Regions from separate parts of the Homo sapiens genome. Here region 1 is linked to region 2. Evidence: read pairs that join two places in POLR2A ChIA-PET (ENCODE). Cell type or tissue: MCF 10A. All regions are shown on one strand. Links, peaks and the distances in the headings refer to the core of each region. The heading gives the core; the rest is flanking DNA.

Region 1 (8,014 bases), core at 1,891-5,890, 470 kb after region 2:
CAGATATACTAGCAAGCACTTGTTCACTTCATCCTTAGAAATATCACTGAAGAGATAATTCTCTGAATTTTTAGAGGGTTTATCTCTCACCCTCTGAAGTCCAGTTGTCTTGTGAAGTTCTCCAATGTAGGAGCAACCTTTTATTCATTCTGTCCAATAGTGTGATGTCATCGATACAATAAAACAAGGTGATGTTCTGGGAGATGTCCAAACCACCCAGCTAGCTTTGGATTATGTTATGACAGATGGCAAGACATATTACATAGCTCTAAAACAAAACTGTAAATGAAGATTTTTCTGCAGCTCATGTAAATGTAAACTGTCTCTGATTCACTTTTCTCATGAGAATAGAAAATAATATATTCATGACATCAATGCTTGCATGTTACATACCCAAGGATTTATGAATATGCTTCAGCAATAATAGCACTCTGCACAGCAACTGCAACCAGTTCTGCTTGTGAAGTCTGCTGTAAGCTGCAGTTCTTCTCTGAGATCCATTCAGTGTGTGTGCAGGCCAATCTTGTGAATTAGATGGATAGATGATAGGAATGATCCCCAGTGACCACTGTAGGCCTTCAGTGTTACTAATCTTTGTGGTTTCCCTTGGATACAATATTGGTTTTTAATATAGAACCTGGACTAGAGTAGGGGACAGTTTTAGAATTTTGCATATAGGCTTCTTCACTATGAGAACACTTCCCTTAAAGGGCAGGGACCAGATGTGTTTTTGTTTTTTTCGAACTGCCAAGAAGACAAATTCAAGTATGCATTCAGAGACCTGAGAAATGACCTCTGTGTTATTCTCACCCCATGTTTGGTTCCTCTGTGATCTGGAAGTTAGCCAGGAGTTTATTACCTGACTCATGAAAACCCCCTCTCTATAAAGGGCTCAGAGTGATTCTTTGGGGCTCCTGGTGTCATGGCCAACTTAGGGACTCTGTACAGTGCAAAATCACTTGAGTAAATGGTTTATAGATCTCCATGGGGAAAGACTAGGATAATGATGCCAGTATATATTTGCCACAATGTTATAGGAACCCATCTTAGAAAGGGCTCCTTAGGCAAATCTTTCTGGATTGTGAAATTGGCTCACGTCTGGGAAATAAGCCAGGGAACATAACTCTTTATGGGAACAACCACCTTCTGCTTCTTGCTCATCTGTTTTTGTCTTTTGGGGGTATATATGTCAAACAACATCCTGTTGGTTGCATGTTTTGTACTTGGAGCATCATGCTCTGTTAACTATCACCAAACTCAGTGAGGATCAAAGCTCCTCAGCTCCCTTTCAATCCTGCTAGTCATTATGCTAATTAAAGCTTCCTGGTTTCTTCTGGTTAAGCACTGCCATCTGGCCTCTAGTACTCTGGGGCTCATCATTCCCATGGATATTAATGAGCCCTGATCTGCGATTGTGTGATCGTTTTTCCCACCATCAGCCCTGCTCTTCAGAGAACCACGACTGAACTTCTTCATGAAGCAGGTGTCCCTCTCATCAATACATTCCTAACAGTGTGTCTGTGGGCTGTCCTAGGTGGGTAGAATTCTCTGGTGGGTCTTCTGGCCTTACATAATAGCAATCCTGAATACTTCTCCTAGGCCTCTGTATCCCTTTCTTAACCAGAGCAAATGCTGGAATTTCCACTGTATTAAATATCGACCATCATTTTCCAGGCTTTCAAGGGCCAATCCAGCAGTGACTTTTCCGTTTGCCTGTGGTCCTGGCCAGGGTATTTAATCCAATGTGCTGAGAAAATTATTTTTCTAGTGTTACATTCCAATAGGCTGCTTGATAAAACATCCTCAAAATCCAGTTTTAGAGAGAATTGTCTGGCTCTTACTAGTATCTACAAGCTAATTCTTGCAACTGCATCAGTGTATGGCCTATTTCCAAACTTTTCAGTGCCAGCACGTCAACAGATAGTGTATGCTGTGATGTGATATTAACCATTGTCCTGGCAGACAGAAGAAGCGAGAGCAGTTTCTGAGGGTGCTATTCTTGCCTTGTCTGGGAAAGGTCTCTACAGCATCTTTCAGAACAGCAGAAATTCTATTTGGTAATAAGGAAGCATGGACCAACTCTTCAAGCTCTCACATTTCATGGGTGCCTGCACATATAATATACCCAAGGGAGTCCCTTGAGATATCCCAATCTATGTTTCCAGGTATGGGACTTTCCCAGCCAGAACCCTGACCTTGCGAAACTGATCTGCCTGGTTGAGCACTTCAACATCTCTGGAATTGTGTGCCTATAAAGATCAATTATTTTTGATTAGCTTAAAAATCAGCTGTGGCTACTCTTTCACTACAGGAAAAGAGGGCCTTTTTGTAAACTACGTAAGTGGCCTGGCTCTCACACCTCGTTATTGGCAGTTTCTTAGCCACTTTACCCTAGGGGTGTTAATTCCCTACACTTCTGGGTTGGTCATATGTGGCTACCCAGTGCGTTTCTTGTTGCTTAACAGCAACAGGGCGATACTAGTATAGTGGAAGTCTGAAACATGGGGTTGTTGATTGATGCTAGCATGAAACTGGCCACTATTAAGGATGCTGGGCAGTGCCACATACAAATTTGACCACTCTAAAGCTGGGATGGATGTAGCTGAGCATGTCCAAAGTGATTCAATAATGTTCCTATTACAGAGTTCCCTTAAAATCAAACATCAAATTGCATAAAATAGTTAATTCCATTGACCATAGTTTAATACACTTCATTTTCTCCCATCCGGTAACCAAAAGCACAGTTATTGTGATACATCACAATCAAATTGAGAACATTCCTCCGTGGATTTAAGCTGAGACTAATTATATCACATGGTTTGTTTTTGATAAACAAGCTCAAATATTAAAAAAAAATCTTAAGTCCATGAGAATTAATTTAGGTTGGATTTTTTAAATCACCCCCTCAGGTTTACTTTGAAATATTTCTAATTCTTCCAACTCAGTTGTGAATGAAGAATGACCTACATCACTTTTTTTTTTTTCTAATAAGAGGTAGTAGAAATAGAACAGCATGTTCAGTCTGAAAATAAGCAGCCTGGCTTGTCTGAGTATATTTATAGCTGGTATATTATCTTTTGCTCTTTATGCTCAAAAGACTAGGGTTCAATGTATTTGAAGGAGAAAAAAGTGGAGCTACCCTGGGAAGTAAAACTGTTAAGAGCAATGGACTTTCACACCATGAAGCGGCACAAAAGACATACATATTGAGACCTATCAAATGTGCCTTTAACTTCTGCATAGCGGGTAGTGGGGTTACAGAGAAACAATAAGGCAGTTCAGAGAGTAGCCTGAGAACAAGGCCAGGCAATCAAGTATGCAATGATAGAGCTCATACTAGTCCCAGACAATTTCACGCTGCAGGTGGAATGAGGTCTAAGAGATGAAAGCACTTAAGAAGAAAAGATGAGAAAAGGAAAGATGAGGAAAGCAAGCATTCTTAAATTCTGCAAGATACCATACACTTTATTTGATTTTAAAACATCATGTACATTTTTACACCCATGATCACACATTTATATTTACCATACTGTATAGGTGTCTGTCTCTTCCTCAATGCCATGCCTCCTTTCTACTTAAAAAGCCCTGATCTCCAAATTGCGTGTCATCAGTCTATGCTGCTTCATACCCCTCTATTCTGCAAGCATCTGCTGGTTGCTAGTCACATCCCTCAGTTTTCATACATTTTAGCCACTGTTTCACTATCACTCTCTTCAACATAACTGCTTTCTTGGTTCTTGTTAATTTTATTATCTAGAAAAATCAGCTTTCTGCATCCTTTCTGCTATGAAGGGTTTCTGAGTTCATTAAATCTCTCTCCTCCAGTGCTCTTTTCCATGTTGGCTCAGTCACTTATTGTTGTGTAATAGTTTTGAATTCCAGAAACATACATTGCCCCATAATCTGTTTCAGACATCACACTCAGTCTAATTCACACCCTGTTTTTCTCATTTACTCCCTGTCATGCAAATCCTTACAGCCCATCATCATCTATAATTCATTTACTTGATTGTTGTCCCACAACTCTTAAATATCATCTCTTTCCTCATTGCTTAAATTGTATAAACATTCTGTAAATGCACCCTCAACTCCCTTGCCCCTCTTTTACCTTTTGATAGCTTAAAAAAGTATAAACACACATATCATGTTTAAATACAATCATTTACCTAATCCAAGCCTACATTCTTTCAGCTCAGTGTGAGGAGCAAAAAAAAATAATCATTCTTACTAGTAAGTGGTTTTCAATTTTGTTGTGACCATCAATCTTGTATATACCTCCAATGCCTAACAGTTTACTTTTCCTCTTTCCTAGAATACCATTTTATACATTTTTTTGCTCCTCATGTCTATAATAAATCCTGTTCAGTCAGTGATCTGGTTTTACACATGACCCAGAAGAGAGAACAAACCAGAAGAGAGCTTTTAGAACTTCTTATGATGTGGGGCCATATCTCAGCATAGGCATTGTATGTTCTTCTTGTCTTCCTGCTATGAAGGATGAACGCTTTGCTTTTTTCCTGTCTGGGATCAGATTCTGTTTTGTTTTCTTTTGTTTTTATCAACTTTTCCATTCTTACTTTTCTTTCTTGCATCATCAACTTTTCTCTATTGGCTCGTTTCTCATTCCTAAGAACATACTAATATGACATTATTTCTCTCATTAAAAAGAAAAAATGTCTCGGCCTGGTGCAGCGGTTCACAGCTGTAATCTCAGCACTTTGGGAGTCCAAGGTGGGTGGATCACTTGAGGTCAGGAGTTGAGATCTGCCTGGCCAACATGATGAAACCCCATCTCAACTAAAAATACAAACATTAGCCAGGCATGGTGGCAGGCACCTGTAATTCCAGCTACTCAGGAGGCTGAGGGAGGAGAACCACTTGAACCTGGGAGATGGAGGTTGCAGTGAGCCAAGATCGCACCACTGCACTCCAGCCTGGACAATAGAGTGAGTCTCTGTCTCAAAACAAAGAAACAAACAAACAATTTTATCTCCACTTCTTTTTCTAGAAATCTTTCTCTTCCATTATGTGGCAAAAATCCTCAACAGGGTTTTCCACACACTTTCTTCAAATCCTACCTTCCCCATTCTCCCTTATACACTGTTTAATTGGGCTTTTGTATCCATGCCTTTATTAGAATTTCCCAGAATCTTTGATAAATCCTATTATCTTTCTTGGCAGTTAGCAGTCCTTTGACCCAAGTAACTATTCTCCATTTATTGAAATACTTTCCAGTTTTCACTGAATTGTCTCCCTATATCTTCACTGTATCCTCTGCTGCTTCTTCCTCATATTTAGGGCTTTATAATAGAGAAATGCCTCAGGTTCCATCTGGGGGACATATTTCTCTATATTTTCTTTTTTAGTGATTTCAACTAACTTCATGGTATTAAATATCTTTATTTGCTGAAATTAACAAATTTACTTCTTCATCTTACCTTTGGTCCACTCTTTTGGGGAAGGGGGAGAGCTACTTCATTTACTCTTTCTCATCTCATTTAATGGCTGATCCTTCAATCTAGATGCCCAGGTCACTACTTAGAACCATGTTTTCTCTTTGTCCGCTTTCACTTTGCATTTCCTATCCATGAGAAAATTCTGATGGTTCCACTTTCAAAGTGTATCCAGAATCTGTCCTCTTCTCATTGTCTGTATCACAAATTTTCTGGTCAAGCTACTAACAGACCTTCTCTGAATACATACAGGAGTTCCCTCTTCTCCTCCTCCTTCCATCTTTTTCAAGCTTGAAGTCTATTGCCAACAAAGTATGAGATCAATCAATTCATAAAAGAAGTCAGTTCTTACCACTCCTCGACTAGACAATGTTTAGTCCCAACACTTTGCTTTCAGTTCTCTACCTGATTTATGCTCCTGTTTGAATTGTTTTCTGCTATGTGTCTATTTATTGGCTCTTCTCTGGTTACACTAGCTTTTTTATTCTTCCAAATCTCAGGGTGTTAGGGCTAAAAACATCCAACACCTAGAATGTTCCTTCTTCTGATAGCTACAATACCTATTTCTTTCTCTCATTCAAATTCTTTGTTCAGCAGAGTGACTGGTTCATATAGGCTCTACATAAATATTTGTTTATAAAATACATTTTGTAAATCTAAATATCTTAAAGTGTGAGTTAAAGCCAGATACCTCAAAATCCAAATGACTGAAAATCAAATGCAATACCGTGAATGAAGAAATAAATTTAGCAGCATATGCTTTATCTCTATCATTTTTGACTTGTGTAAAATAAAAATACAAGTGAATAAAAAGGTATAAAGAGAAAATCAAAGTAGGGAGCAAATAAACCCAAAATAAACCTGATCCAAACTTAATTGAACATTTTTGTTTGCCTTTGCTTGGACATGAGATGAAAAACCTATGTTAACACAGTTATTGTTTAACTTTTTAAAATAAATAATGGTCTGTTATCTATGTCACAGAATGTTAGCTATGCAAAACTCAGTATTCTCCTAGATTTTATGTTGCTTCCATAAGAATTGATAGAGTAAGAAAATATTAAGAAAGACTTGCATTGAATGTTGTAACTCATGCAGTGGTTAATGTCATAAGCCATCATAGAAGGGGCATTGTTTTAAAAAAAAAGAGAGAAACACAGAGAGATAACCAAAGTAACAAGAGAGCCAAGGAGAAATATGCACAAACAAAAGTGAGAAAAAAATTTAACAATGTTTTTAAAAAATTAATAACATAAACAATTAAGTTGTGATGTATATCTGTTGGTTAATGATTCTTGAATTGGATAAAGTAGAAAATGTCCCCTAGAGCATTCCTACTAATAGAAATTTATACACTGAATGGAGATATTCTGTGCTGTCTATGATGGTATCCACAGGTTACAAGTGGCTATTGAACACTTAAAATAGTTATAATGTTACTGAGGAATATAATTTTTAATTTTACTTAATTATAAAATTATAAATGCACATTTACATAGCCAGATAGGATTAGTGGCCACCATATTAGACAACACAACACTAGAACACCTGCTTTTGAGAAAAAAAGAATTGATTGTAAAGTAAAGCTTTAAAAAGCTCTATGTAAAAGCAAGAGATTTATAAAATCCAAGAGTATGTCAGTTTAATGTAAATTAAGATTTAAAGCAATAATCAAAGCATATAAGCTTGTTCTTTGTGGATAATCATTCTTCTATTGTTCAAATTTGTCTTGAATTTTAAATGTTTTCTTTAGCAAATGGTCACAACCTAAACTAGCAAAAGACACAAAACTCTGTGATTCAAATTACCAAAGCATCACCAATAAGTAAGCAAAATAAGCAAATATGAGACAAAAATGCATTAAACAAAAATAATTGCTTAAATTATTATTTGTGGGTTGAACATATAATTAAAATTAGAAAAATTCTTTAAGATATCAGGGGTAACTCTGTCTTGAGGAACTGATACAGCAATGTTGAGATTGGATTGGGTATAAGAATATTGAAAATTGAATAATCTACTGTGTTACTTTATATTCTACCTTGCTATGGTTTGAAATTGTCCTAAGGTTCATGACAATAAATATCCTCAAACTATGCTTTATTTGATGCCACTTCCCTGTTTAAATAATGAAGGTTTGGGAATTTAGCTTGGCATTTACCAATTTATTGAATTACATCAGCAAATGAATTAGAATTAACTCTTATTTATCAAAGGATAAGCAGAGATTATTCAATTAATCCATATAAATGCTAAATTTTGAATCTTTCCATGTGTTATGGTATTTCTAGAATATTGCATCTCTCCAAAATTGTTGAAATTGAATCCTTAATGTGATGCTATTTGGAAGTGGGGGCTTTGAACGTTGATTAGGCTTATGAATGGGATTAGTGCCCTTATTAAGAAGACCCCAGGGATCTCTCTTGTGCTGTTTCTGTCATGTGAGGATACAAGGAGAAGATGGCTGTCTATAACCTGAAATAGGGCTTTCAGTAGGAACTGACCATGCTGGCACACTGATCTTGGATTTCCAGCCACCTGAACTGTGAGAAATAAATGTC
Region 2 (8,014 bases), core at 1,371-5,370:
GATGTTCTATAGCACTTTTTAAAATATTGTTTTTGGTTAAGAATACGTTAAATAATTTTTAAATGTATATAAGCCAGTTGTTTCCAGATGAGATTTTTTATCAGAGAATAAAGATCAACATGGCCTTAATGTTCCTCTCAGTTTGACTAAATAGGTTTCATCTTGACCATAGGTCCTTGACTTACATTTTCTTAGAGTATTTACTTTGAAAACTCTCCATTGTAAATTCTTTTTCTGGCCCTTCGAGATGTAAATCTTCTACAACCCAGAAATGTCTATCTCAAGACATGGGAGCCATTCCTTTGACATATAATCATGAAGAAAGACAGAGCCCCTATCTTTCAATCTCTGTTGGAAGGTTGGAGCCTGACTTTGATAAAGGACAATTAGCAAACACAGATGGCCTGATCACACTGACCAACCTCTCCGTAACACCCTCCAGTACTTTTCTACTAGTTCTCTCTTGGCTTAAAAACTCTCCCACCTTTTGTTCCAGGCTAGTTAAGTATAATTCTTTCCCCTATTGCAATAGTCTTGAAAAAAGTCTTTCTTGCTTTTTAAACTTGCCCACTATAATTTTTCTTTGACAGCATAAATGTAACATATATTCATATAATTAATTTGTTAAATACATACGTTTTCACATATTCTAAGGGAAAAGGGCTAAGTTGAAAACCAGGAGTAGGTGATTTAAAAATACATTTCCACCCTGCAAACATTTACAAACAAATTGAAAGAAATATGAAAGTATAACAATGCAATTTTCGTAACAGATTGATTTACAGAGATTGGGAACTCTGAGAGGCCATAAGGCATCACCAAGGAGGTCTTACCCGAATGAACATTTGAGCAACGGATACAATTTTTACAGGTGACCAAACAAGGGAAAGGCATTGCCAGCAATTCTGGCAAAGATAATGTGCATTGGAAGTGATCTATAAACCAACAGACAGAAGGCGTGGGAAGAAAGGAAAAAGAAGGAAGAATACGAACGTAATATATAAAAGTCAGTTTCAAGTGGGGTAATTCCTTCTTAAAGTGACAGACAGCTTAAGTCAGGTTGCCATCTGTATATAGCATATTTTATTCAGGCCAAATTTGAACAGCCATTATTAATTGTGCAATTACCTACAATGATAAACTTCAATATGTGTTTTCAAGAATTACAAAGAAAAAAATCAATAGAATACCAACTTAGAAGCTTGTATTATGAAGATTAGCTGACTAATCTAATTAGTCATTAGTAATTCAATTAAGTAATTATTCTCAATCTTTTCTTTCAGGAAACATAGACTTACTTGGTAACAACTTGTGAATGTGTAACGTTTTATTATTCAGTTTGGAAAGTAAATATTTTTGTCCAAATTATTTATGTCCAAAAAAGATAATAATGCTTCAAGTTTACAAGGCAGGGTATGTTTATTTCCTCTCATTGCTTAAGTAAAATTACAATAAGGGAAAACTCTTGGTAAAAATCATGGGGAGAATAAAGAAGCCACAAGAGGCAGAGATTTCAACAAGCTCAGGAAAGAGAAAAAGATTAGTAGATTTTAAAATCGCAGCAGGAGCCAGGACCTAGTGCATATGCAAAGAGATAAACCAGAGAAGGTGTCTGAATTGCACAACAGAAAGTCAGACAGGCTCTTGTATCAGAGGTAGAAGTTACAAGGAAAGTTGGAAATGGTACTCTATGGAGACAGATTAATTGAAAGTGAATGTTAAGAACTGCCTCGACTGTCTCACCTCAGATATCAGGAAACCTAACACTTCCTGCCAAAAGGAAGAAGAGGTTGTTGGGTGGTTTGGCAGGAAAGAAGACAAAATATGTTAAAATAAATATTTGGAGAAAAATAAGGTAGCTATTATGGGTAAAACCATTTTCTTCTAGAAGACTCCTAACAATATGACCAACTCCTTATCTGCCATACGCAGAGTGAACTTTGCAGGGGACAACCTCTGCTCACTAAGAGTTAGTCTTTAAGTGGCTTGATTCTTAAATAGGAAAGAGGCAACATAAAGCCAAGAGAGACTTGAAGAACATTTGCCATATGAAAAAATACCCACAAAAATAAACAAAGAGAGGGGGAAAAAACCATAAAACTTAAGGAAATGGTAAATTACGAAATAAAAAAATAAGTCTCCAATGAATATACTGAGAAAAATATTTAAAATAAGAACATGCAATTAAGGTGTCAAAGGTGTAAATAAGAGAAACATGGTAAGCTGAAGGATGCTTCCCTTATTTTATAAAATGGCAATGGAAACAATGTGCTTTGAAAGAAGAAGGGAAAGCGAGATGAACATTTCCCTGTGACATAGGAAATTAACAGAGAAGGTGTAAAATTATTAAAAACTATTATTTAAAGAAACATTATTTACTAATTTAAAAAAGCAAAAAGATGCCACTGCTTGTATGTTGGTTTGGTTCTTTGTCACTGCTTAAGTAAGTGACTTTCACAGCCTCCTTTTCTATCTACTCCTTACCACCCGTTTACACACCCACTAAAGTCCTGAAGTCCTGGATGCTAGAAAACTAGTTGTAGATTTGTCCTTCAAATAATAACAAATGGCTTATTCTTGTACTCCTGATAATGAAACTGGGCAGAGAAGTAATTTACCCCATAACACAACATGAAGGTCTGAGGTACCACTAGCTAGGCTGGTTGTACAGGAATCTCAATAAAATGAAAATCAAAGAGAAAAAATGAATATAAATATATTTATTAACACTGAATCCCTGTACACTTAAAATGGGAAAGACGGTAATTATATATGCATACTTTACCTCAGCGAAAAAATTTTTAAAGTTAAAATCAAACAACAAAAGAGAAAAACAACAGCAATGTAAAAGTTTTGACTACATTGTATTTTACTTCATGAACATACATCAGAAATACACCAACATATGCACATTTTCTATACAAAATTATGTAAGCCATTTTGGAAGAGTGCTATGAATCTTTCAAAAAATATAAATTAATAATAAAATAAGAACCAGCAAGACAAAGAGGAGAAGAGTTTGATGATGTTACTTTTTATCTCTTTTTAATTGTTTGTAATATGTAACAAGGATCAATTTTCATGTTTTTCTCTGAGTACTTCTTCAAATTTTAACTGTATGAAAGTTAAGACAGCTGGGTCTATAATCACACACAAAAAAATCTTAAAGACAAGCAAGGCTAACGGTTGTCACCAGTATCTTATTATAGTTTCTGGCAGTTTCTCATTAAGTGTTATTTGCCTTAAATTATGAAGCATATTTAGGTTATGAATTAAAGTGGCTTTGAAAATGAATATATTATGTCATACATGATGTAATCCATAAAGTTCCCTTAGCTCCAATCAGAGAAAGACTTTGTTTTATTTTGTCACTTGAAGCAATGCCCTTTAGTCCTTTACCTTGCATTAAGTGGAGCCTTTGAGATTTTACTCAGAAAGCTGAATCTGAAAGGACCAATCAATTTGTGCATCAACTTTTTATTATCCATGGTCATTGCCAATAAAAAGCTCTATTTATTGAGATTATATCTGTGTATTAAGGTATTTTTGATGAAGATGTCTTTAAAATGATGGCAGTTCACTTTCATTCATGGTTTCAAGGTTTCAGTTACTCATGGACAACATCAGTCCAAAAATATTAATTGGGAAAATTCTGAAATAAGCAATTTCGTAAGTTTTCAATTGTGCACCATTCTTGGAAGCATGATGAAATCTCCTGCTGACCTGCTTCATCCTCCAGGCATGTGAATCATTCCTGTATCCAGTGTATCCACGCTGCGTGCTATCTGTTCATTAGTCATTTGGTAGCTCTCTCAAGTATGAGAGTTTTTAGGCATTCACTGGGGCTCTTGAAACCTATCCCTTCAGATAAGAGGTGCTTACTGTATCTCAGTTTTCTTTATTTATATAGACTTAATTGGAACAGTTTTCTCCTACTCACCATAAAATTAACAAAATGTTGAAAGCAAAAATATTAACAGCAAAAAGGTATTGCAATTTTTCAATTACCTAAGAAGATATTTAAATTTTTAAATATTTGCAATATTTAAAATTTTACAAAAAATAAAGGTAATAAAAAAATCATTTCCACCAAGAATTGTCTTAAAGTAAGGAGACTGAGAAAAGGATGAGATGTACTGCACAGATCGTCAAGTTTTGGACTAACCACCTTACAAAGGTATTTAATTTATTTTATATTAATGTGCCTTAACAAGTTGTATTTTGCTACATCTTATATAACATTGTGAAACTTCTAAGGATCAGAAAATTGCTTTCTTTAGTTTAACAAAAGCAAGATGAATTGTATGCTTACTAGAGTAGAATGCTATTTTGTGCATAATTGGTAGTCTTCAACCTAGAGCACAGAAGGTTGGGACTACTTAATATTCTGTTACAGAAAGAGACAAAAAAGGTGGTAACACTATATTTTGCTCTTTGCCACATCACAAATCCCTCTTTTACATTTAAAAATGAAGATAACATGAAATTGATTAAAGCATATTTACTTTCAATTCCTGGGCAGTTTTAGTTGAAAAATAAAGGTTTTGAACTATTGTTCAAAACTATTATTTTGTCAATATTTTCTACAATGTTTTTGGGTTTCAAAGTGACTTCAGTAAAGCTGTCATATTTGGAGACATTCAACTTTCAAATGGCATAAGACAGTGTTATAACTGGACTAAGAGCATAAATATAATAAATAACTTAGACAAAGGCCACTCAATTAAAAAAAGTTTTGTCCTTACCCATATATAGGCACAATCCTTATTATTCAAATATTCCATTTTCCTTCCATCAGGTAAGTGGTGAATATTCTAACCTAACAATTGATTATAATTCATTATAATTTAATTTGAAATAATTATAATTGCATATAATTAAAACAAATTAATTCTGATTAAAGGCAGAATTAGATCTCAAAAAAGACAATAAAATCTGTATTTTTTTTTCCACCTAAGGGAGCTGGATCTATTTCTTCATCCTATCTTTGGCCTGGTGGGGATTTCACATTATAAATGAGGATTCCCAGAATATGAAAGCTATCTAATACATTCAGGCAAAAATTCACTTTCAACTTTGTGTTAAGTGAGTTATATAGAAAGGCGAGGGCAGCATTTTTTGCCAGAGGAAACTGAAGTCAAGAGGGAGCTAAATAGAATCTGGAATGTAGGATCTCTAAATTGCATAGAGAGTGCAAAATTTCAAGTTAGCAGTCTGTCAAGTACTTCATAAGAATTACTACTGTGTTAGCTCTGGTAAAACTGGACTTGATTCACCCTTTAATCCTGGTATATACTCTCATGAATGATGAATATTAAGTATCTATTAAATAGAAACCTTTTTTTGGATGAAACATGCATGGATTAATCTTCTTATTGAAGATAATTAAGGAAATACTGTGTTCCACAATTTATAAGAATATACAGTGTATAAAAATGTTTTCATCAATGTAATTTAAACATACATAGAGGCCGGGCGCGGTGGCTCACGCCTGTAATCCCAGCACTTTGGGAGGCCGAGGCGGGCGGATCATGAGGTCAGGAGATCGAGACCATCCCAGCTAAAACGGTGAAACCCCGTCTCTACTAAAAATACAAAAAATTAGCCGGGCGTAGTGGCGGGCGCCTGTAGTCCCAGCTACTTGGGAGGCTGAGGCAGGAGAATGGCGTGAACCCGGGAGGTGGAGCTGGCAGTGAGCCGAGATCCCGCCACTGCACTCCAGCCTGGGCGACAGAGCGAGACTCCGTCTCAAAAACAAAAACAAAAAACAAACAAACAAAAAAAAACATACATAGAGATTATAATGGAAAAACAAAACTGCTAGGAATTTAAAAAAATACAAAATGAAATTGGCGTGGGCAATCGCCACTTTCTGTCTAAAAATCATTTGCCTTTGTCTCTCCTTTGTCTCTCCTAATAAGCAATAAAATAAATATATGGATTTTCTACAAAAGAAAAGCCCATATCAGAAAAGAAAATGGGAGGTTGTCAGCTTTCTTGAAATTGAAAACTGGAAGGGATTTTTTTTTTCTTATGAAAATAAGAGGCAGAAAAAAAGAAATCAAAAAGGAAATCACTTTTACTTTATCAACAGAAGGAAGATGAGTCAGTTATGAAGACTTTCACTCTTAATGTGAATATCTAATGAAAGAATACAACAAAATGCTAAATATGCAAACAAAAAACTTGACCTTGGAAGAAAGAGAGACAAAACAGAACATAGAAGATAATTATTTTATAATCTATTATGTTATGAAATTATTTGAAAAATCTCATAAATGATCTCTTATAGTCTATATATTTTTATAAATTTAAATTTATATATTTAAATATAGAAATATATGCACATATATCAACATCTAAATTTATATTTTTAAATATTTATATTTTATATAATGCATGTTTATTTAAATATAAATTTGAATATTTATATATGCAAATATATATTTCTATATTTAAATGCATAAATTTATATATTGATATATTTAAATATATATAGATTTATATATTTATATATATATATGTAAATTTTTTTCTTCAAATAATAGGAGGAAAACCTAAGCTCAAATAAATCTAGCAGACGGAATCAAGGAACAGAGTCATGTTGTGGCCAGGATGATAAAATTGGGCTACTACAAAAGAAAATGTATTCTCTCACATCCTAGCCAGCACCTGTATTTATCTGTCTTTTTGATAAAAGTTATTTTAACTGAGGTGAGATAAAATCTCATTGTCTTTTTGATTTGCATTTCTCTGATGATCAGTGATGTTGAGTAATTTTTCAAATACCTGTTTGGCATTTTTATGAATTCTTCTGAGAAATGTCTATGCAGCTTTTTTGCCCATTTTAAAAATCCAATTGTATTTTTCCTATTGAGTTGTTTGAGCTTCTTATATATTCTGGTTGTTAATCTCCTGTCAGGTGGGTAGTTTGCAAATATTTTCTCCCATTCTGTAGGTTACCTCTCTCACAGAATGGGATAGAATATACACTCATAATTTAATCTAAAATTTACCACTCTCCCATATTCTAGAAATTCTACTTCCTTATTATTTTTATTCCTTTTCATGGATATTGTCTTATTTTATTTAAATATTGTATTAATCTGTTTTCACACTGTTGATAAAGACATACCCAAGACTGGGCAATTTACAAAAGAGGTTCATTGGACTCATGGTTCAACATGGCTGGGGAGGCCCCACGATCATGGTGTAAGGCAAGGAGGAGCAAGTAACATCTTATGTGGATGGCAGCAGGCAAAGAGAGGGCTTGTGCAGAGAAACTCCCATTTTTAAAATCATCAGATCTTGTGAGACCCATTCACTAGAGTACAGCATGAGAAAGACCTACCCCCATGATTCAAGCATCTCCCACCAGGTCCCTCCCACAACACATGGGAATTATGGGAGCTACAAGATGAGATTTTATTGGAGACACAGAGCCAAAACATATCGATTATATAAATGAAAGATGAATCTATAGCCTTAAAAAAACTACAACCAATTCCGTTTATTCTAACTGCCAACCCCCAACCACACCGTTCTCTAGAAGCTATCAATTTTCTGATCATTTTGCTGCTGATCATTTTTCATTATTGTCTTATAAAAATATAGTTCTGAATTCTTCATTAGCTTTCAGTAAATGGTGTCATATCGTACATACTTTACTGCAACTCACATTCTTACCTGAAACTATTTTGGAGTTCTAACTTGGCTGGACATGTACAATATCTGTGTAACTATTTCTCTATCGTATGAACTAGGAAGTGGCCTTTGATCAAGTGTATTTTATATATCAACAAATGTAATCAAGTTTCCCTCCAATGTGACTTATGAATATTCATTGCCACCAGTTCATTTTGAGAGTGTTCACTTTACCACCACATTTTTAATATTTGATATTACCAAACATTATTATTGTTCTTATCTGATTTGTAATAATTGTAATATTTTAATTTGCATTTCCTCTTTTTGTGTGTGCCTGAAAATATTTTCTTTCTTTTAAATTTTTTAC

The links. Peaks named below come from ENCODE experiments on the same cell type or tissue, not always from the same donor. Only the 100,000 strongest peaks of a DNase experiment are listed, where the experiment ranks them.
Region 1: POLR2A ChIA-PET joins it to region 2 with 6 read pairs; 1 of 35 experiments calls an interaction of 5 or more read pairs at or near these places.

What each region holds. Positions count from the first base shown.
Region 1 is chr5:23,025,609-23,033,622 of GRCh38, forward strand. No RefSeq gene overlaps it. Among named protein-coding and RNA genes, the nearest start is that of CDH12, 180 kb to the left of the region's middle. In MCF 10A, for the core only: no CTCF peak of the experiment used is centred there; a DNase peak (open chromatin) is centred at 3,893.
Region 2 is chr5:22,556,567-22,564,580 of GRCh38, forward strand. The region is part of intron 1 of CDH12 (cadherin 12); the gene reads right to left. Among named protein-coding and RNA genes, the nearest start is that of CDH12, 290 kb to the right of the region's middle. In MCF 10A, for the core only: no CTCF peak of the experiment used is centred there; a DNase peak (open chromatin) is centred at 3,745.